Regions from separate parts of the Homo sapiens genome. Here region 2 is linked to region 1. A link is a loop called in an ENCODE intact Hi-C map of the cell type or tissue named here. Cell type or tissue: PC-3. All regions are shown on one strand.

Evidence for each region. Peaks named below come from ENCODE experiments on the same cell type or tissue, not always from the same donor. Only the 100,000 strongest peaks of a DNase experiment are listed, where the experiment ranks them.
Region 2: it touches region 1 in a loop (7-fold over the local background); 62 of 110 quality-filtered maps call a loop at or near these places.

What each region holds. Positions count from the first base shown.
Region 1 is chr13:98,569,991-98,572,490 of GRCh38, forward strand. All of the region lies in intron 1 of STK24 (serine/threonine kinase 24), which reads right to left. Among named protein-coding and RNA genes, the nearest start is that of STK24, 5.9 kb to the right of the region's middle. RefSeq lists enhancers at 417-1,616, 1,244-1,293 and a silencer at 2,145-2,439. In PC-3, no CTCF peak of the experiment used is centred here; a DNase peak (open chromatin) is centred at 1,101; H3K4me3 peaks cover 2,025 bases; H3K27ac peaks cover 2,289 bases.
Region 2 is chr13:98,508,543-98,511,042 of GRCh38, forward strand. All of the region lies in intron 2 of STK24 (serine/threonine kinase 24), which reads right to left. Among named protein-coding and RNA genes, the nearest start is that of STK24, 67 kb to the right of the region's middle. In PC-3, no CTCF peak of the experiment used is centred here; a DNase peak (open chromatin) is centred at 1,119; H3K4me3 peaks cover 486 bases; H3K27ac peaks cover 2,500 bases.

The DNA of each region.
Region 1 (2,500 bases):
CTCAGCCTCCCAAGTAGCTGGGAATACATGCGCCCACCACCACGCCCAGCTGTTTTTTTTGTATTTTTAGTAGAGACAGAGTTTCACCATGTTGGCCAGGCTGGTCTTGAACTCCTGACTTCAAGTGATCCACCTGCCTCAGCCTCCCAACGTGCTGGGATTACAGGCGTGAGCCACCGCCCCCGGTCAATTTTTTAATGTTCCTCATAAACTAAGGAGTAACAAAAACAAAAATCAACCAGGAGAGATCAAAGGGGCTGCCCTCGGGGAATAAGAAATGGCGGGAGGTGGAAGCAGCTGCTATCTTTCCCAACCAACCTTACAAAACTACCCATTAGACATTTCTAAATAGAAACTAAACAAAATCCTAAGTAATTACAAATAAAACAAAGGATGTGGACCTGTAACAGTTCTTTCAAACCTTACGGCCTAAAATTCTCTTAAAAAACAGGAAGAGACTTAAAATAATAGGAAGATAAACCCCAGCTACGTACTTGGTAAGCATTAATTTAAAACTTGAAATGTTCCCACAATGTATTCAGATACCAACAGAGCGCAGAACAGAAAAGGTTTCTTTTGCTGACGAAGAACCCTCAAGAAACACAATGGAAGGTCTCTAGAGTCAACAATGTTGTTCCCTGGGTGCGCATAAAGTGACTGGTAACCACCAATTTGGGATGTTTCACAGTTTGTACCAAGCAAAGGCATATCTCAGTTTATTTCCCCTAATTTAAACCTTGCAAACCAGGGAGCCATTTAGGATTAAGAAACTCCATAGTCACCCTCAGGAGGCAGGTTATTTTTCCCAAAGCATTTGGCACTTATATTTTTTATAATTTCCACTGCAAAAACATGAATTATGGGAAATGACTGCTACAAACTACTCCGACGACAGTGGCTGATTCTACGCGATGAGACATGGATAATAGAGTGCAACTTCTATTTCCTGCACTCACACCACCCACAAGATTCCATTAATGATAATCAGCTGAGCTAAGGCATTAAAAGGCACAGAAAGGTGGCTTGGGTGTGGTCCACTTCCTGCAGGTAAGGAGCTTCCACAAGGGCAGCTCTGAATCATCGGGAGTAATCGCCCAAATAAAGAGCTAAGGGGCCCGTTTCTCAGGAGACCATCGGACGCCTGGACTGCGGCTTTAGAGTGTGTGTAACCGCACAAGCACAGCAGAAAGTAGCAGTGACCATCGACAGGCTCCTCCCTTCAGTAACTGCTCACCCTGCATCTTGCACCAGGGTCCTGGAAAAATACTGAACTGAAAATGAAACTCAACCTGCACCACATTAGGCAGCTCAGCTCTACGCATCAGACCGTAGCTCCAAGAAGAGCATCAAAGTCAGAAAGAGGGTGGGAAAGCAATGATGCCAGCCGCCACCTGCCCATAACTGCTCAGCACAGTTAGCAAGCTAGAAAATCTCATCTGACCAATTCCTACTTGAAGGTCACTTGCTTTTATGTGACATGCTATCAAGAATACTCCCAGATCTGAGACTGGACTCCTCCAAAAGTTTGGGTTTTTCTAATTTAAAAAAACCTTGTGACCATCCTCCCCCTCAAAAAAGAACACTTTCAAGCAAAACAAATTCTTACCATTGTTACATTTTGGAACACGGAGTATTCAAAATAGGTTTTTTGTTTTTTTGACACTTACATAGGCAACTAACTAACAAAACAGTAACTAACAGTAACTGAGTACTTATTACTCTTTAGCACTGATCAGCAAAAAGGATCATAAAGCAAGAGGAGTAATGAGATACTATAAAATGTTCACTGAGAGTTCAAGCCACGAAGCTGAGTGAATGCTAAAAAAATCCACTTAGGCTGTCCTACTGACACCTGGGCTCCCCACTCGCATCCCTGGGCTTCCTCTTCCCTGAAGTGCTGCAATGCCTTCTAAAGGGGCACCCAGCACTCCCCACACCTGAGAAAGCAGGAGCCCCAAAGAACAGGAGATCATCTGCTCAAAAATGTGCCATACTTCCGGCTGTCTACAGATGCAAGGCCTCCCCCAGGCCCACAGGCACCCCACTGCCTCTTCAGCTCCAGGACCGATCTAGATCTAGCCCACCAGAAGCTGTGTCACCGCTTTCCAACCATGTGCCTTTGCTCACTGTGTCCTCAGTCACTGCAACCTTCTTAGAGCACATGCCCCAAAGCAGGCAGCCGACCTCTTGAGGACAGGATGGACTGAGGCTCTGAACTCTGCCTCCAACGACTCCGGGCACTATACTCTGCAGGCTCCCCTGTGCAGTCCAATGCTGTCAGTCACCAGAGCACACTCCACAGTTCAGCAAGTCCCCAAGGTGCTCTCCGAACCCACGTCTCGGATGTCCTGACTGTCCACACCCAGTGACACACCAACCTTCCCCCAGGGTGCAGATGGTAACAGGGTAACTGGGCAGGCACCTCCCAAGGAAGGAACGGAAAAGAACCCGTGGAAATGTGACACTAACAAGAAAAAAAAGTACAAGAGCACTTAAGCCA
Region 2 (2,500 bases), 61 kb before region 1:
TTTCTGTTGGGACAGAAGATGAGATCTTTCTTGGTAAACTTATTGCTATTGTCCGGGAAAGTGAGGGTGGGAGGAACAGGGGGTATTTTAAAGGGGCCAGGGGCATGTCTGTGTACACAGTGTCTGGTTCCATGCCATACGAGCTATGGCAGAGAGAAAAAGCACTTTCCCCTAACTCTCAGAAAAGGTGGTCTTAAATCAGAATGAGTTAACTTTGTAACATACCACAAACTAACCTTCAGGGCCACGCCTCATATTTTATTCCCATGAAGCTCCCACTTAAAACAATTCACACCTTCTCTGCTTTGAAGTCCATTCTTCAGCTTTGCCAATTTCAAAGCTGTTTCATCAGTTCTCAAAGGGATGGTCAAGCTTGAGGAATGTGACTAGCGCTGGTGAGACTCACAAGAGCTCCTGTTCACAGACTAGAAATAATTTGTAATGAATTAATTTGTAATGTGGCTACCAGGCCAAAACATATAGTTTTGGGCACCCTTTTTTAGTTTCACAATACTTCATAAGCCTAATTATCAGACAATTATTTCCTGACTAGAAAATTGAAAGGGAATTTGATAATCACATGTAATAAACACATTAAACTATAGAAAACTTCCTAGGAGATATGAATTCAACAGAATAATCCTAATGGTTAAGAACATACATAGATGCTCAAAGTTATGATTAATAGAAATGGAAATAAACATAAAATACTGTTATAGCTAAGAGATTGGTGAAAGAAAGTTTTATAGTATCAATGTTGCCAAGAACGTAGACAAACCATGCTCAACACAATTAGCCATGATTAGTCATGAGGGAAATGCATGTGAAAACCATGAGATACTGCTTAACACAATTTTAAAAAAACAAACAAGGGGAAATTGAAACCTTCATTCACTACCATGAGAACATAAGCCACTACTGAAAACAGTCTCAACAGTTCCTCAAAAACAAAAAAAAAAACCAGTTCCTCAAAAGGTTAAACATAAAATTTGTATATTACAGTAAACTCTTCAAATTTTATGTTGCCTTGGCATCCATTTTGAATACAAGTTTAACTTTCTCATACCAGAAGCAGGGCTTAGTCACCCTTGACACGGTCTCCAGTTCTAGACCACACCCAAAAGGCCCAGCTCGCTGGCCAAGATAAGAACTTAGAGGCATCTCCTACACCCAGCAGACTGAGCTCCCCATGTTCCATCTGCTTCCTTTAAACAGAACACTCAGGCCTGCCCGAGAACTTACAGAGCCCCACGCCCTGTTCCCTCTTATATAATGTATACTGCCAGTTGTGCACACTCTCTCTGTCGCTCTCTCTCTCTGCCTGACTCTTCATTCTTGCCTTGTGTAACCCAGGACAGAGGACTGCCTCCTGCCCAGGATATGTAAGTAATAAGTCTTTGAACTTGGATTTGACCACGACATATTATATGTAATATCAAAATATCACATGTACCTCAGATATCTGTACAATCATTATGTAGCCATTTTTCAAAAGCATCTTCTAAAATATATGTTTGAACTTGCTTCCTGTTGTGATGGTGTACGGACTCTGTACCCTCCATCCGAAGAACCAACCACATTACCCCAGGACGTGTGGGAGCAAACAAGGTTGGACTCCCAGCACCAGAATGATGGCCAGGTAGTCAGACAAGACCCACAGGGGTGTCCGTCAGTATAAACAAGTTTCCCGAGTCGGGGCTCAGACCATTATGCGTGAGCCCATCCACCAGGTAAAAGAAGCATCCTGTGAAAGGCACACGGTCATCACCCACATCCAGCTGCCTTTCAGTTCCCCTTAGGGAAGGGTCGCTAGCTACTCTGATACTGGAACCCAATTCAGATGGGGGCTCCCAAAACACATTTGACCCAATAACCCCACTCCCAAGTAATACATCCAAAAGAAAGGAAAACATATCCACACAAAAACTTGTACACGAATGTTCATGGGAACAGTATTCACAACAGCCAAAAAATAAAAACCCAAATATCCACCAACTGATAAATAGATAACAAAGTGTGGTCTATCCACAGAATGGAACATTATTCAGCAATAAAAAGAGCTATTGACACATGCTGCAACAGAGCCCTTGAAAACATGCCGCGTGAAACAAACCAGACACAACAGGACACATGTTCTATAATTACACTTATATGAGGTGTCCAGAATACGCAAATCTATAGAGACAGAAAGGAGACTCGGGAATCTGGGAAGAAATGGGAAGTGAATGATGATGGGTAGAGTATCTTTCGAGGGGATGAAATGTTCTAAAATTGTGGTGATGGCTGCACCGCTCTGTGATATACCAGAAACTCTTGAATTGTATATTTTAAGTGGGTGAATTGTAGATCGGTAAAGGTTTTTATTTTTTTACTTAAACACAGAAACAAAAACCCACAGCTAAACCAGGCATTTAGCTGGTAAGGCTATTCCGAACAACCACACGGTAGTATTTTTTCCTTACTAATAAAAGAGATAGACAGTGTCTCACTCTGTTACCCA